Regions from separate parts of the Homo sapiens genome. Here region 1 is linked to region 2. Evidence: chromatin loops called from intact Hi-C (ENCODE). Cell type or tissue: PC-3. All regions are shown on one strand. Each heading gives the region's core, and the rest is flanking DNA. Links, peaks and the distances in the headings are about the cores only.

The links. Hi-C counts contacts between places; a loop is a spot of excess contacts. Peaks named below come from ENCODE experiments on the same cell type or tissue, not always from the same donor. Only the 100,000 strongest peaks of a DNase experiment are listed, where the experiment ranks them.
Region 1: a loop joins it to region 2, with 7 times the contacts of the local background. A loop is called at or near these places in 2 of 110 quality-filtered maps.

The regions. Positions count from the first base shown.
Region 1 is chrX:10,447,375-10,456,620 of GRCh38, forward strand. MID1 (midline 1) reads right to left here. Exons shown (of 10, transcript NM_000381.4): 9 at 7,496-7,703; 10 at 1-2,342. The coding sequence ends at 1,994. Among named protein-coding and RNA genes, the nearest start is that of MID1, 170 kb to the right of the region's middle. RefSeq lists an enhancer at 1,565-2,764. In PC-3, for the core only: no CTCF peak of the experiment used is centred there; DNase peaks (open chromatin) are centred at 647 and 3,357; H3K4me3 peaks cover 411 bases; H3K27ac peaks cover 2,406 bases.
Region 2 is chrX:10,249,667-10,258,954 of GRCh38, forward strand. No RefSeq gene overlaps it. Among named protein-coding and RNA genes, the nearest start is that of CLCN4, 97 kb to the left of the region's middle. In PC-3, for the core only: a CTCF peak has its summit at 5,266 (motif pointing right); a DNase peak (open chromatin) is centred at 5,265.

The DNA.
Region 1 (9,246 bases), core at 1-8,000, 200 kb after region 2:
AGAAGCTGAGTTTTAGACCCTTTTATTTAGAACCTGTTAGTGTACAAAGTGCATTAAAATATCCATTATCCAGTTACCCAAAATGTATGTAAAAATTACTGAGACAACCCTTTCAGTTTACTCAGAGAAGGCAAACACACATTGCTTTTATATTGTAATAAAAAGAAAAACCTATAAGGTTTCCAGAGAAAGATTGTTTTTTTTCCATTGAGGCGTCCATCTTTTAGATGTGAAATTGTCTTAGGTATCTATCAAAATATTCATCTGGGTATAAATAATATAGTAAATATATAGAATCTATCTGTTAAGAAAAAGGAGAGTGTCTGCTAGGGAAGAGGATGGAAGGACCCAGGAAGCTGGCTTGGCCTCCCTTGAAATCCAGATTTGCAATCACATGACCTTTGGCCACGTGATGCTGAAACAATGAGTTCATTGACTTATTTCAGGGAGGCAGTTGGTTGATTTGGTTAAAAACAAAATAACTAAAAACAATGTCTAAATCCACTAGTCTGCTCAGTCAAAATGGCTGACCCAGTATCCCAGGTAAATATTTTAGCAATTGAAACCATTTATAGAGGTCATGCCCTTCATCAAACTAGAACCAATGCCAGAGTTCTGGGCCAAGAACTGCTCAAGAAAGCCTTAATTCATGGACCATTCCAACGCATCAGATTGGCATGCAAAGAATCCCAGCTGACATTTTATAAGCAGGTTCCTGAATAACGAGTTTGAATTTTTTTTTTTTTTTTTTGGTCTTACAACTCTATTGTAAACTATACTAGACTATAGAGGGACTTCTACATCTTTCAAGATGTGTTTAATAAAGGTCTGTTTATAATAACTTTTGAGGCATGAATCTAGCAAATAGTACTTTATACAATGTCCCTTGTCATTACCAACTCATAAATATTAAGTGTTTTTCAGTGACTTATGTTTGGATGTGGTAGTGCTGATCAGGGCCATGTGCTGATGTCCTGGAGAGCAAAATCAATCCAAAGTGGTGCTGCTATTTGTGACAGAACATGTTTATTTACTCAGCCCCGGAGACAAAAGGAAAATTGATATGGGGGAGCGGGAAATAGGAGAACTATTAAATGTAGTGAAGAAATTTCACAGGTCTAAAGGAACTATTAAAAGGAAGGATAAAGTAGATTCTATACTATAAAACAGAATCCTACCTCTGATAAAAGACAAATCAGCCTGAATTTTTGAATAATCAATAGGATTCAAAATGACTATTTTCAATTGCAATCTCATTCTTAATGTTCTTCCAGAACCCTTAACCCTGAGAGAAGCAGGGCAAAATGTGGCCAAAGGATTCAGAACCTTTCTTTCCAACATTATCCCATCAGCTATGAGAAGGTAAAGATTTAGCCACGGCAAGGTCCGAGGTCCAAAATCAACTCTTTTCATTCTCTGTCTTGCTCTCCATTTTAGTTGATCTGATACAACTTTTTGACATCACAATTAAAACACTTCAAATTAAACCAGAGTAAGAAAGCCTGTTTCCTCCCCTACTAGGTTCAAACACATCCTGTTATGCACCATCGAGGTGAGAAGACCTACCATGGGATCATCATGGGATATCAGGTAAGAAGATGAGTAACATACAAAACTACAAAAGTTTTTGTTTTTTTGTAAGCCCACAGATTGTGATGAAATGAAGGTTGTAAATAGCTGATAAACTTATGGGCCTCTTAATGTGCAAAACCAAGTAATTCCTAAAAGTTGTAATCCTGATTATGTTTCTCTTATAAATAATCTATAGATTTTCCTCTAAATACAAAAAAATTAAAGAAATTATTAAAGCCCGTACTTAATACAAGACACAGTAAAAGGAGAGGAATCTCTTGTTTTGAGCCCTATCTGAGCCGATTTCGGGACACTTCTGGTGAGATTTCATTACACTCATGAAGCCTGTGCTTTCTCAGTCCCCTAAATAGTGGCCTGAACCTTACTGTTCCCCAGAAAGCAGCTCCATGTGGCCAGACGCTCACGGCAGCTGCTCTGTGCAGTCCAAATGGTCTGGGATAGGGAGCCCAGTGATAATCGTCAGACACTTGTTCCACACGGTGAAGGTGGGGCAAACAGGCTGCGCAAATGCGACGTCGAAGGTGTAGAGGTGGATGGAGTTCAAAGCATCATAAAAGGCGATAGAGCCGTTATCATAGTCCAGCAGGATGCCCACGCGCCGGAGGTGGGGGGCAGGCTCAATGGGGATTTCCTTGCTATTGTGTCTCACCACCCAGTTATTGTTGCAGCGGCAGAGCGCCCAGGAAGCAGAGTTCTTCCCAATCCATTCATGCTTCGGGGCTGATTTGTAAGCAAGACCAATGGCATACCTGCGGAAACAAAACAGCAACAACAAAAACAATGAGCCATGTTGCACATGCACGTTAAATCCGTTCTGTGGTCCTCAGGGGTTATAAAAACATGATCATTTGTTGTCCCTGTTCATTTTCTTTAAGTGAAAGCTTGGCAAGAACCCCAACATCTGTGTTCCTCATCTCCTTCCCTCCCAAACATGGAAAGTGGGTGGAAAGTAGTGGGTGGAAAGAAGCGTCGTATTTACCCACATTTCTGTTTTCAGCTCAAACACTACGGAGAATTTGAACTTTGAGTTTTGCTGCTTTTTTTCACTCTTATAAAAATCTACACAATGAATTCGCTAGACCAGTGCTGACCAAAAGAACTTTCTTCAATGACTGAAATGTTCTGCTCTCCTCGATATGGTAACCACAAGCCACATATGGCTACTGGGCACTTTAGCTGCGGCTGGTGAGACTGAGGAACTGAACTTTAAATTTATTTAATTTTCATTAAGTTAAATGATTTAAATAGCTGCCTGTGGCTCATAGCTACCATACTGGACAGCACAACCCTAGACTTCTCCTTTTGACCTTCTTATAATTTTTCATTTAACACCATGTCTGTCATTTTCTGATTCTGAATGCACTTTGCCAAGGGCAAGCACAGAAGATGATTCCCATTTGCAGGGATAAATCCTTTGTCATTACTCAGCCCCAATTTTCTCATGTATATTGAGAAATATACAGTGTTATTTTAAGGAGTAAAGGAGAGAATACATGTTAAGTCCCAGGCACAGGACCTGGCATGTAATATTCAGTAACTGCTATTTATTTTATTATTATTGCCTGATGGCACATATTAACAATAAGTACCAGAATCAGAATTTGAACTCAGGATGACTCAAAACCCACAAACACGAACTACATTCTACAATGCCATCCGTAACCAGAAATTGTGCAGTTCATCACTGCCAAGAGCCTTTCTGATTATACTGGAAAAAAAATTCTGAACGTGTTTGAGCAGACGGATCTTCTGGTTATTCTAAATGTTCTCTTGCTGCTCAAAAAAATCCAAAGAATGCTTTCTACAATGTTCTAAGCATCTTAATCTCTTTTTACCCCTCTGAGTCATGCCTCTGTAATATTCATCGTATTTCAGTTATTAAGATAAACAAAACCCATCACTCTTTATAAAGAGTAAATGACTCACAGTTGAACTTTTAATATGTTATAGCAGAAACCAGTCTAATTGGATATTAACATATGGTACCTTACCCAATGCAGAGAGAAAAATTTCATGGGTCTTTAATAAAATGACATTCTTTAAAAAAAATCACACTGGACTTAAAATACAATCACTTTAAGAGTGGTGTGTTTGTTTAAAAAGAAAATTAACACAACATGCCATCACTAAATCCAAAAGAAGGATGGAATTGATAATCTGCCAAGCCCAGTGTGCAGGCCTGTCTGTCATCAATGTTGCATCCTCTCTTCCCTCCCGTCCATCCTCTCCTGCTTATGAGGAGAATCCAAGTTGCATTTCCCAGAATCCCCTTTCCTGTAGGAGTCTGGGTCAGGCTCTGCTATTGTGATGCCTTTGCACAAGATCCAGAAGTGCTTAGAGGAGGGGAAACACGCTTTCCTGATGGCAGACAGTAGACGTGCGGTTGGTGGAAGCTTCTAGATGAGCGCCTGAGTACACCTGCCTTGTGCTGTGGGCAACTTTGCAGCAGCTACAGCTCATCATGACTCCATGAACTAGAGCAGCAGACTCCCTGACTTCATGCCCCAGCCCTTCCAGGGTCCTGTAAGCTTCTGGCTCCCTTCTGTGGCATGCATCGAGGGTCTCAAATGTCATCTGTTTATTTGATACACTGATATGGTTTGGCTGTGTCCCCACCCAAATCTCATCTTGAATTCCCACATGTTGTGGGAGGGACCCGGTGGAAGGAAATTGAATCATGGGGGCAGGTCCTTTCAGTGTTGTTCTCGTGATAGTGAATAAGTCTCATGAGATCTGATGGTTTTAAAACGGGGGAGTTTCCCTGCACAAGCTCTCTTTTTGCCTGCTGCCATCCATGTAAGACGGGACTTGTTCCTCCTTGCCTTCTGCCATGATTGTGGGCTTTCCCAGCCACATAGAACTGTAAGTAAGTAAGTCCATTATAAACCTCTTTTGCAAATTGCCTGGTCTTGGTTATGTCTTTACCAGCAGCATGAAAACAGACTAATACATACATTTTGGAAAGGTTTTCATTTTGCAATTGTCAGTATCTCCCACCCCCCAAAAATGTTCTGTATACCCCAGTGAATACTATTTCCGCTTTTCAGACAATTTGGAACCTGCATCACAAAATCACCACATCTGTATTGTTTCCTTCTTGTTGTGGCACAGCATTTTTATTTTTTATTACTTTGATGTTTATTTCCCATTTGAACCTTAACTGAACCCTATGAAATAGCTGTGGCAGGTATGGCTGACTACATGTAGCAAGTAGAAACAGAAGATTAAAATTGGGAGCAAAATCCAGAGTTGTATGCTGCCCCCACCCCTTCTGGTCTAATAATCTTTGCATGAACCCGTTATTACTCATTTAGTTAACACCATTTCATAAAACACCAAGTGCACATTAGCATTAGAGAGTAAGAAAATACTAAGTGTATAGTCCATTAAGCAAAGGAAAATACCATTATAGTATCATTAATCTGTGAAACTAGGTACATATTTCCATTGAGCTTGAAATGTGCAGGCAGAATGTAATGTTCCATTAAGTTACGCAGTGAGACACGGAGAATTCAAAGTATAAAAATTATGTCTCTCGGAGCAATGTTAACGTGCCCCATTGCACAGATCATAATGTACACATCAATTTAAAGTCAGGACTATATTTCATAAGCAAATATGTCATTAGCTGTTGCAAGTCAAGATGTCACAGGCATTTAATCGTAGGGGGTGCCCCTTCCTTGCTAATACCCCCCAAGGAAATGTAAAGTGACTTTCTACATGAAGATTTTTCTGAAATTGACACCGTCAGGTTTGTAAAGATTAATTGTGTAGCAATTAATTTTAGAATTTCTTTTCCCCCTCATGAGTTAGTTTTGACATCTGGAGGGTGTTTTCAAGGTAATGCTGATGTGTGTTTATATAACTGAAGTGGTCTGATGGAATTTTGCAAACTATTCATCAATGGCAATGAGATCATAATGATCAGGTTTCATTTATCATAATTAATTATTAATAGAGTAATAATCATTTAGACCCTGGATTCTATCCCAGATTAATACAGCACATTAATTAACTAGAAACATTTGCTTTTTTTGTACCTGCATCCATTGTGTTTTCCTTTGTGCTTTAATTTTGCCCCACTGCAGCTAAAAATTGCAAATGCCAATCTAGCCCAGAGCCTAGTGGGGTGAAGGATTTGTCCTCCATCCTCTGGCAGGATGTTGGAACAGAAAACTCTTCTAGGCAAAGAGAATTATGAGGATAGCAACAAAGGAAAACCTACTCGCTCAGCCAATATAGTATGTACCATTATTGGGAGAGATGGGAAGCTTACAATTCACTTCTTAGATTTTTGGCTAATTTCTACCTACAATATAAAGGACTCAGCCATGTCACATTATTTGCATAGGTTTGAATTGAAAGGTTTTTTTATATATAAATAAGTGTTTTATCATGCTTATATTGAAAGAAACACTGTTATACTCACCATCTTCAGGCTATGCAATTTTGAATGTTGATTTTATTTTTTAAAGCAAGGATTCAGCTATCACTCATTACGTACACTGTCATAAACCCTAGAGAGTAATTATAGCATTTCAAAAATATACCACCCTTTTGTGAATAGCAGCATACCATGGTGGTTAAGAGCGGGGAACAGCAAACTACTACCCAGGGGCCAACTCTGGCCCTCTGCCTGTTTTTATAAATGAAGTTTTATTGGAACGCAGCCATGTCCATTTGTGTAGGTGTTGTCTGTGGCTGCTTTCCCACTACAACAGAAGAGTCGAGTATTAGTGACAAAAATCATTTGGCATGCAAAACCAGAAATATTGAATCTCTGGCCCTTTACAGATAATGTTTGTGGACTGCTGGTTAAGAGCCTGACCCTTGACTGCAGACTTACTGACTCTGCCACCTGTGAGCTTTGTAACCCTGTGATCTTCAGCATATACCTCAGTCACCTCATCAGTAAAGTGGATAATATTAGCACCTACCTTTGTAGGGCTGTAAGGCTGAATAAATGAGTTGACATCTGTAAAATGCTTAGACCAGTGCCTGGCACATACTTGTACCATATGAGGGCTTGTTAAATAAAAATAAAATAGCTCCCTTTTTGATCAATAGCAAGCAGGCATTTGTGAGACAGACGGTCAAAGGGGTGCAGTTGTGGCTGTGGATTAGGCAAGGTTAACTTTGTGAGGTTAACTAATTCCAATGTAATTGTGTCCTGACCTTTGCCCTTATTCTTAGAGAACTCAGTGGGCTAAAGTCACTGGGCTGGATCTAACAGGCCTTTTGAAATTATTCCCAGCCTATGATCACTGCTTCACCCCCACCATTCAACCCTTAGCTATTTGCACTAATTGGTCCAGTCTAGAACCATAAAACATACAAGGCAACAGAAATTAGTTTTGTGTAATGATGAAGAGTGATGTTTAAAAGTAGGGAATGGCAAACTTTTTCTGGAAAGGACCAGAAAGTAAGTAAATATTTTTGGCTTCGTAGACCATATGATTCTCTCTTAACTACTCGATTCTGCTGTTGTGGCTGAAAGGCAGCCATGGACTATATGTAAAAAAATGGACCTGGCTGTATTCCCATAAAACTTTATTTACAAAACCAGGTAGCAGGCCAGGTTTGGCTCATGGGCTGTGGTTTGCCAACCCATGTTTCATGGCATGAAAGAGCAGTGTTAACATGGTATAGCTCATCCAATGATCAGAGCTCTATAATCTTGAACAGAGAACCCACAGGTGTGGGTATTAGTAATATATGGTTGTTGTTTGAATCTGCTGAGTTTGGGGGTGTTTGTTATGCAGTATTATCCTAGCAAGAGCTGACTAATACAACTTTTCTGCATTTTATTCTTTAAGATGCATTACAGTATGGGTTGACTCTCTAAGTACAGAATGAGATGTGCCTTTTTATAACTGCAGGACAATAGAAATAAGTTGCTTACCATGTGCTTCCACTTATGACCACTTCCCAATAATGCCGGCCACTATCAATAAACACATTTCCAGCTACTCCATAGCTCCCCTGGCTGGTGAAGCGTTCAGGTGTGTGACTCTTCTTGGATGATGACTCATCACGTTCTACTGTCAAGTTATCATGGGACACCTTCAGTTTTCGATGAGCAGATTTGGGATCCAGTTTAAATGGTTGGCCTGAAAACAAATTCACAAAACAGAAAAAGGAAGAGGAAGAGGATTGTTTATTTTATCATAACCAATAGCATATTTTCAAAATCAGGTTTAAAAGACAGGAACAAGCCAGCCCTCCCTGAGTCATGCCTCCTATCACAAAGTGGTATCTTATATTTTAATAGTAATTTAAACATTATAAGCAACTTTCAAAGACATTTGCTTGCAAAGTTTTCATAATATTCAAAAGACAATAGAGAGCAGCAACTCTGTGTATAGTACAGTACACAGTAAGAGTGAAAAAGAACATGTTCCTGTCTTCATAAGCTTTCAGTCTACCAGTTCTAAGATAGGGATCCAGTGGTGGCATGCCAACTATTCAACAACAGCATGGATAAGGCTTAGCCAGAAAACATAGGGTGAGCTAGCTTCACGGATTCCAGGTGTATACAAGCAGCACAGGTACATACTGGCTGGATAGCATCCTGAAAAGGAGGAATGAATGAAGACTCCATTTTCAACCACTGCAGTGTTCTATCCAGCATAAGATGCATTCATGCTCAATAGACTTCAGACCAGAAACCAAACAAATCAAGATCTTGGGTCTTAACATATAGAATATTCTAGAGGTTTATATTATTCTGAGATTATTAAAAATTAAAGCATTACTCTTAGGAATTTAGGATGAGAATACAATTTTCAGGCCACAAAATTAGGAAAAAATGTGATAGCAATGCCTGGGTTTTCTACTCATGAAATTATTTATATATAATAAGGCCTTCTCTATTTCATTACTCACATTTGTGTCTTAAAGATTTAAGTATTAAAAAAATCTTGGCAGAGTCACACCTGGACATTTTGTCATAGTTGTTACTTCTTCTTTGACAATTCAATATTGGTTTGGAGTACTGCCTGTCATTCAACACTGCATTGGGTACAAGGCGTTTAAAGGCAGGAAATGCATTGCAACCTGATACAAATGCCATGGTGTCCAAACTCCACAGTCACTGTTGCAGTTGGCAGGTTCCTTCTGCCCAGTATACAGCTCTCAATCACAGGAAAAGGTCTAGTAAATTCAACTGTGGCAATACACGATGCTGGGCGAGAAACTGACCCAGTGAGTATAGGACAGTGTGTGTTGTCACATGTGGGTAGGCCAAAGGATTTCCAGTTGCCTTTTGGATACAAACACAACACAACACCAGCACCTCTAAAATCCTTTCTTTTTAGGTCACGGACCAGCATACTTTTTCTGCAAAGGGCCTGACAGTAAATATTTTTGGCTATGCAGGCCAGGCCATGTGGTCTCTTTTGTGACTATTCAACTCTTCTGCTATAGTGAGGGGGCAGCCACGGACAGGACAATAGGTAAATGAATGGGTGTGGCTATATGCTAATAAAACTTTATTTACAAAATCAGGCAGCCAGATTTGGCCCTTGAGCTATAGTTAGCTGGCTTTTGTTTTAGAAATCTATTTCTGTACATATCAAAGAAAAGCTTAGGCTGGGCTGGTGGCTCATGCCTGTAATGCCTGCACTTTGAGAGGCCAAGGCAGCTCGATTGCCT
Region 2 (9,288 bases), core at 828-8,827:
CAAGAGAGAATGCAGTTGTACCAACACCTTGGTTTTTTTTTTTTTTGAAAAAATTTTTTTTAAATTTTATTATTATTATACTTTTAGGGTACATGTGCACAACGTGCAGGTTTGTTACATATGTATACGTGTGCCATGCTGGTGTGCTGCACCCATTAACTCGTCATTTAGCATTAGGTATATCTCCTAATGCTATCCCTCCCCCTCCCCCCACCCCACAACAGTCCCCGGTGTGTGATGTTCCCCTTCCTGTGTCCATGTGTTCTCATTGTTCAATTCCCACCTATGAGTGAGAACATGCAGTGTTTGGTTTTTTGTCCTTGTGATAGTTTGCTGAGAATGATGGTTTCCAGTTTCATCCATGTCCCTACAAAGGACATGAACTCATCATTTTTTATGGCTGCATAGTATTCCATGGTGTATATGTGCCACATTTTCTTAATCCAGTCTATCATTGTTGGACATTTGGGTTGGTTCCAAGTCTTTGCTATTGTGAATAATGCCGCAATAAACATACGGGTGCATGTGTCTTTATAGCAGCATGATTTATAGTCATTTGGGTATATACCCAGTAATGGGATGGCTGGGTCAAATGGTATTTCTAGTTCTAGATCCCTGAGGAATCGCCACACTGACTTCCACAATGGTTGAACTAGTTTACAGTCCCACCAACAGTGTAAAAGTGTTCCTATTTCTCCACATCCTCTCCAGCACCTGTTGTTTCCTGACTTTTTAATGATCGCCATTCTAACTGGTGTGAGATGGTATCTCATTGTCGTTTTGATTTGCATTTCTCTGATGGCTAGTGATGATGAGCATTTTTTCATGTGTTTTTTGGCTGCATAAATATCTTCTTTTGAGAAGTGTCTGTTCATGTCCTTCGCCCAGTTTTTGATGGGGTTGTTTGTTTTTTTCTTGTAAATTTGTTTGAGTTCATTGTACATTCTGGATATTAGCCCTTTGTCAGATGACTAGGTTGCGAAAATTTTCTCCCATTTTGTAGGTTGCCTGTTCACTCTGATGGTAGTTTCTTTTGCTGTGCAGAAGCTCTTTAGTTTAATTAGATCCCATTTGTCAATTTTGGCTTTTGTTGCCATTGCTTTTGGTGTTTTAGACATGAAGTCCTTGCCCATGCCTATGTCCTGAATAGTATTGCCTAGGTTTTCTTCTAGGGTTTTTATGGTTTTAGGTCTAACATTTAAGTCTTTAATCCATCTTGAATTAATTTTTGTATAAGGTGTAAGGAAGGGATCCAGTTTCAGCTTTCTCCATATGGCTAGCCAGTTTTCCCAGCACTATTTATTAAATAGGGAATCCTTTCCCCATTGCTTGTTTTTCTCAGGTTTGTCAAAGATCAGATAGTTGTAGATATGTGGCATTATTTCTGAGGGCTCTGTTCTGTTCCATTGGTCTATATCTCTGTTTTGGTACCAGTACCATGCTGTTTTGGTTACTGTAGCCTTGTAGTATAGTTTGAAGTCAGGTAGTGTGATGCCTCCAGCTTTGTTCTTTTGGCTTAGGATTGACTTGCGGGCTCTTTTTTGGTTCCATATGAACTTTAAAGTAGTTGTTTCCAATTCTGTGAAGAAAGGCATTGGTAGCTTGATGGGGATGGCATTGAATCTACAAATTACCTTGGGCAGTATGGCCATTTTCATGATATTGATTCTTCCTACCCACGAGCATGGAATGTTCTTCCATTTGTTTGTATCCTCTTTTATTTCATTGAGCAGTGGTTTGTAGTTCTCCTTGAAGAGGTCCTTCACATCCCTTGTAAGTTGGATTCCTAGGTATTTTATTTTCTTTGAAGCAGTTGTGAATGGGAGTTCACTCATGATTTGGCTCTCTGTTTGTCTGTTATTGGTGTATAAGAATGCTTGTGATTTTTGTATGTTGATTTTGTATCCTGACACTTTGCTGAAGTTGCTTATCAGCTTGAGGAGATTTTGGGCTGAGACGATGGGGTTTTCTAGATATACAATCATGTCATCTGCAAACAGGGACAATTTGACTTCCTCTTTTCCTAATTGAATACCCTCTATTTCCTTCTCCTGCCTGACTGCCCTGGCCAGAACTTCCAACACTATGTTGAATAGGAGTGGTGAGAGAGGGCATCCCTGTCTTGTGTCAGTTTTCAAAGGGAATGCTTCCAGTTTCTGCCCATTCAGTATGATATTGGCTGTGGGTTTGTCATAGATAGCTCTTATTACTTTGAGATACGTCCCATCAATACCTAATTTATTGAGAGTTTTTAGCATGAAGGGTTGTTGAATTTTGTCAAAGGCCTTTTCTGCATCTATTGAGATAATCATGTGGTTTTTGTCATTGGTTCTGTTTATATGCTGGATTACATTTATTGATTTGCGTTTGTTGAACCAGCCTTGCATCCCAGGGATGAAGCCCACTTGATCATAGTGGATAAGCTTTTTGATGTGCTGCTGGATTCGGTTTGCCAGTATTTTATTGAGGATTTTTGCATCGATGTTCATCAAGGATATTGGTCTAAAATTCTCTTTTTTTGTTGTGTCTCTGCCAGGCTTTGGTATCAGGATGATGCTGGCCTCATAAAATGAGTTAGGGAGGATTCCCTCTTTTTCTGTTGATTGGAATAGTTTCAGAGGGAATGGTACCAGCTCCTCTTTGTACGTCTGGTAGAATTCGGCTGTGAATCCATCTGGTCCTGGACTTCTTTTGGTTGGTAAGCTATTAATTATTGCCTCAATTTCAGAGCCTGTTATTGGTCTATTCAGAGATTCAACTTCTTCCTGGTTTAGTCTTGGGAGGATGTATGTGTCGAGGAATTTATCCATTTCTTCTAGGTTTTCTAGTTTATTTGCATAGAGGTGTTTATAGTATTCTCTGATGGTAGTTTGTATTTCTGTGGCATCAGTGGTGATATCCCCTTTATCATTTTTAATTGTGTCTATTTGATTCTTCTCTCTTTTCTTCTTTATTAGTCTTGCTAGTGGCCTATCAGTTTTGTTGATCTTTTCAAAAACACCTTTGTTTTTAACTCATAAGATCCATTCAGACTTCTGCCTTCTGGAACTATGAGATAATAAATCTTTGATGTTTTAAGCCGCTAAATTTGTGGTAATTTGTTACAGCAGTGATACGAAACTAATACAACCACTATTCACATTTTTAAAAATTACATATTTTTGACTTGTGTTTTGGAGATCCAATGTCATTGTGATGTTTAGCTGTCCTTTTTGCTTTCAGAAATCAGCTTTGTGGACTACTGTAACCAAATCAAGGTCAGAGTTGGCTACTCTCTGAGGCTTTCTGTCATGAATCTGCTGGCGGCCTCTCAGGGCAGAGACCCTGACCTCGCATGTAGGTAGGTTATCTATTGCTGGGAGTGAGATCTGTGTTGATGGCATTTGCTGACTGTAGTTCAGTTATTTCTGGATTAACTTCTGCTTTTGATTACCCACACTATTTTTTTGTGTGGATAATCCTTTATCCAAATAATCAAAAATTCAATGCCCAAACATGCTCCATTTTGGGGCACTTGGAATCCAAAGGTTTTGTAGCTCTGCTCCTCTGGTAGTGCCTTCAAAGCATAAATCTTTAATGTTCTCACTAGATTGGTTGGCTAATTCATGAATGTTCTTCATTCTGGGTAATAAGAGCAAATATTTCCTGAACACTTTACTATGCCAGTCAAACTCTAGGCTGAGCCTGTTTGATGTTCATTACATTTTGAATACTCACTCTAAGCTGAGCACACCATGGCTACCCCCATTTTACAGATGAGAACATGAGGGCTGGAAAGGTTTTGTGGCTTGAGCATGCTCACACAGCTAGTGCAAGGCAGAGCTCTGCTCTGAAGCCAGGCAGCCTGATTCTCAAGCTCACACTTCTACCCAGCAACAGCACTGCTACACTCTTTTTGGAAGTGGCCCAAGTTCACTTCCAGAAACAGAGGTAAAGTTAACATCTTGCTTTAACTGGTAGTGGAAGAGGCCAAGAGTCAGGAGGCAGAAGCAATGCCTTTGTTGCACTTTCTCCGTGGCACACGCTTGTGTGACAGGAGGGACTCCCAGTGCGTGTGATGGTCACTAGTTTCTATTTCTAGGACATTGGTCTCACCTCCTACCTCACAAAAAAGTGAAGACAATCATTCTCTTAATGTTTTGTGATCAAAATGGATTAAAAAGGGTTCCTGCTGTGTCTAGTGGTGGTTTACAGAGAATGTCTGTGTCAACAAAATGTCTGCATCAACAAAAAAGAAAGTTCCTAGTCGTTTCTGCATTTCATCTCCCTCAGTTTGGTTGCATTTCCCATTTGCCTCACACGTCAATGGTATTCACCTACTGTTCAATTTGTAGGATGGCTGGGCAGCCTTCACAGAGCTCCAGAATTCCTTCCTTTCAGATTGGAGGGCATAGTGCTCACACAGTGGTTCTCAATCAGGAGCGATTTTGTTCCTCGGGGGACATTTGGCAATATCTGGAGACATTTTTGATTGTCACAACTGGGGTAGGACGCGACTGGTATCTAGTAGGTTGTATTCGTTTCCTGATGTTGTATGTATCAAACTACCACAAACTTGGTGGCTTAAAATAACAGAAATTTATTATCTCACAATTCTGGAGGCCAGAAATCTGAAAAGAAGATATCAGCAGGGTTGGTCCCTTCTGGAGACTCTGAGGGAGAATCCTTTCTGTGCCTCTCTCCTAGGTCTGGCTGGTCACTCGCGGTCATTGACATTCCATGGCTTATAGCAGCAGCACTCCAGTCTCTGTCTCTGACTTCACACGGCCTTCCCCTCTGTGTCTTTGCATCTCAAATCATCCTCTCATTTCTCTCACATGGACACCTGTCATTGGATTTAGGACCCACCCTAAATCCAGCATAATCTCATCCTGAGGTCCTTAACTTGATGACGTCTGCAAAGACATGCTATTTCCAAATAAGGTTACATTCACAGGTACTGGGGTTTAGGTCTTGGACGTATCTTTTCAGAGGACGCTATTCAGTCTGCTACATGAGTAGAGGCCAGGGAGGCTGAGATACATCTGACAGCACAGGACAGCCCTCTCACAAAGAGGCTGAGAAACTCTGCTCGAGTGAGAAATTTGATTGCCACAGAGAATACCTTTCCCTGTACTTCAAGCCCTTCAGCCAGCTGTGGTGTGCAGTGTGACCCAGTGCGGGCAATGCAGTCAGATGCCAGCTATTACCTCCTTTTTTTTTTCAAGTGTGAACAATCATTTCCAATGATTGGAGGCCATTTGTGCCCAGTAGGTGGCATTCAAATACCCCACATAACCAAGCCTGGTGTGCAGATGACACAACAGGTAAGAAATGAATGCAACTTGCAGAAGTTTGTGGATTCAGTTATGTAAATCTATAGTTTGCATCTTTCTCTTAAATGCATGTTACGAACCTCTGATTTCCCAACATAGGCCCTCAGGGCTTTCTCCTTCTCCAGCCTCCTCCTCACCTTAATGATTACTCTATTTGGATCCAGTGTTTTATGGGAATTTATACCAGGGGTCCTGAACTTTTCCTGCAAAGAGCCAGATAGTAAATATTTCGGGTTTTGCAGGCCAAAAGGCAAAACTGAGAATACCATGTGAATTCTGAGATAACGAGAGAGAAGTCCTGTGGCTCCCTGCCCCATTTGATTAGGGTGGCTGGTCCTGGATGGCAGGCAGCTTTCTGCCCAGGTGCCATCTACTGCAGACTTTCTCTAGGGGAAAAGTGACCGCCCTTTGAATCTGAACCATAGGCTCTGGGAGGAAGGGGGAGGGCCTGGATCTGGGGAAGGATCGCTACCATGATCTGTTTCGCTCTCTGCCCTGGTGACATTCTGGTGCACCCTTCTCTCCTTTTGGAGAACTGGGCCATCTGAACTTGGGCAGTTGACTGAAGGGTCCTGGACTGCTTGAAGCCCAGCAGTCGCCCACAGCAGAGACCTCACTGTGTAGGCGGTGTCCAGTGTGGGCCCTGATCAGTGCCACTGGCCTGGGAGGCAGGTTGTGGGAACAGAGGGGGAAATAGGGGGCAGAGGGTGATGCTCTGGCTGGTCTCCCCACTAACAGTGGCAGCTTGCTCCAGCAAGGTCTGTGGGCCACACAAACCCAGGTGGTGGGATGGATTTGGCCCACGGGCCATAATTTGCCAGCCTCTGGTTTGATTGTATGGCAGATACTCAATTAGTCCTTTTCAGCTTGAGAAACTGTGTATAACTCATTTGCAAATGTTGCAAATGAGTTGAAATGATGTTGAAAGCAGTAAGAACCATTTGACACCTCTGTGCTAAGCTAGTCCATAGGTTTTTTTTTTTTTTAATTTACCGATTAATACGTCAAGGCTTAGAAAAATGGGCACTGCCAAGCTTCTCTTTGCAAATTAACATGCGGACCAAAGAGATATCCAGGATCAGGGAGCTGAAACGAATGTTTTTGCCCTTTGCATCTTGAAGTTTAGCTCCTCTACTCCTCCACACCCCCAACCATCTTACTGGAGTACACAGTCCTGCAAAATGCAAGCACCAGGGATCCGATTCTATTTATTCTTGTGATACATAGTTCAGTTTTGGCAAACTAATGTTTTGGGAACAGTGACCAATGAATTTGTCTTGTCTTTTATGATATAATCTTCAAAGACAAATATTAGAAGCAGTATGTTTAGAAAGAATTAGAAGAGCAGTGAACTCCAACATCCAAAGTTTCAAATGTCGTGACTGTGTGCTGCCTATGCTAACTGTCTGGCATTTGCAATATGGATGCTTTGCTTAAGACAAAATGCTTTCCTAGTCAAAGCCCCAGAAAATTGTCTGCTATCACAGTATTGACTGCTGTCTGTCAGCAAGTATTTTTTCCTTGCTTAGAAACTTCATCAAAATGCCTTCTCAAAAATCAGCTGTCACCTCCCCTTCTATTCAGCTAACCTCACACTGTATCCTCCTTGGGATGCACACTTACTAATCCTCTTGAAGCCAAGTTAGACCAGGTTTGTGGGACGTCAGCTCTTGCCCTCTCCCTTTGGAAATCCCTCCTGATGCAATTTGAGCTGAAGACATTTCCAGAGTCCTTCATTGTGTGCAAATTCCAAATGAAATAGATTTCAGGTCTGTCACTCTGCCATGGAAGTAATCAATAGCCACCAGAAACGGATATTTTTAATGAAGAAATGGAAAATCTAGGATAACAAATGAGAGATTTGAGTCTAGGAGAGGGCAGAAAATGAGTTTTAGGCTCCGAAACCATGTTCCTGCCTCAGTCAAAAATAGCCTTTAGTGATCTGATTGGCACTGACAAAAGAGCTATCTCAGAGGGAAGATGCATGCCTATCTTGTGGCTGAAGATGCTGAAATGGCTCACTTGTACCTCCAGATCCAGATTCTTGCCAATGCCCAGACAGATGGGGGTCCCTGTGTGAGGAAAGGAGCACTCAGTGTGGGTCCTGCTACCTCCTGAATCCTTTTCCACCTTCTGTGGCACCTGCTATTTTGCTGCTGAGGTTTCTTCTGGGCCTATATGACATGCCCGTAATTTTGAGGTAAGTGACAATGAGCATTGCCCTCCTCCTACCCATAAATATGGGCTTGCAGGGCTCCAGCCTTGGCCTTCTCATCTGTACAAGCTCTGTCTGCTACCTTAGCCAGGGTCTTGGTTTTGACCATCCCTCCCCAGTCTCTGACCTTGGTCTATCTCCAGAACTCCAGATTGGCTTCTTTAACTTCCTGTTTGGATGCAGCTGAAGATCCCTCAGGCACTTCAAACTCAGTGTGCCATTTACAAGAGACACACTTTAGATTCAAAGCCACCGAAAGGTTGAAAGATTTCATATCTGGAGGCGATTTGGCATCTCCAGGGAGATTTGGCATCCCCATACCTGTGGGATGAGATGGATGAGGAGGAGTCAATTATGATACTTCATCTTACTAGAGCTAACTGGGAGGGTAGAGGGATGTTGGAAAGGTAGAAGTGGTGGTGGACCGTCATGGAGGTATGATGGTGACTTAGAAGAGGAAAATGGAGTTGTGTTGATAAGTTCTTTTTTGGTTGCAAATCACAAAGACTTAAATTAGCTTAAACACACACACACACACACTCCAAACCACCCCTCCCCCCACACACACACCAAAGGAAAAAAAAACTTTATAACTTTGTTGGCTCAAGGAACTGGGAAGTCCAAAGAAGTAGTTTGAAGAACAGCTGGATCCAGGTATTCAAACAGTGCTGTCATAGACTGGGTTCCCCCATCAAGGAGGCTGAGACAAAGGCTCGTGTGAGGGTAGTTTATTTGGGAGCAGCACGGGAAAGGGAATGCAAGAGACCTAAGAGAAGGATGCAAAAATGAGTTGGCTGGCACCATGGGAAACTGGAGCTCAACGCCATATGGGATCTTCAGGAGAGCCTTATAGAACCCATCTCAGGACTGCCCTTCTTGGTGACAAAGGGGGAAGCATTTATTCATCAGCTCTGTCCCTCATTCATCAAGTGTGGCCCCCTGGGTATTGGCACCCCTCATATGGATGGGTTGCACAGGTGAGTGCTGAGCCAGTTCAACAGGTGTCTTATGAGAGAGAAGCTACAGAGTAGAAAATGAACTCATTGCAGTCTCAGAGGAGTCTCAGGGTGGAAAACATTGTCAGGTTGCACCTGCATGAGGCTGGTCAAAGCCTACATGGAACTGGTGTCAGTAGCAGTTGGTGGAGTCAGGGCAGAGGCCAAGAGGATTTGAAGTGGCCCATAGGTGTCTTATCCGTAACCAGCAGGTCTCTATTTTCTTGTCTCTTGTTCCATCTCTTGATTCTGCTTGCCTCAGCCTGATTCTTAGAAAGGTATATCCACATGGTGACAAGACATCCCCAAGAAGCTCCAAGTTATATGGTCCTTAGAGTTACTGCAGAGAAAGAGACCTTGGCCACCCCATGCCTAATGTTCAAAATTGATTTGGATTGACCTATCCTGGGGTATGTGCTCAGTCTGTGGGAAAGAAAGGGGGTCTTAACTCCTTGCCCTGTTAGAATTACATGAATTTGAGAGTGGAGCTACTTCCCAGTGGAAGGGTGGCTGGTCACGGCAGATGTGAAGATATGATGCTTAGATCCTTTCTCAAGCTTCAAGAAAAAATCTTGCTGCTAAGCTTTGAGGAGTGTATTTCATTCGCTCTATTAGCTTTAGAGCCAAGGACATGCACTTCTTAGAGCAGTCGCTGGCCAAGGACTGAACAAGACAATAAAGGCTCTAGCCATTTCTGCCCAATGTGAGACTCCTCTAAGGGTAATCTTTACTCTAGAGCTCCCTGTTGGGTTGATGGAGAAGT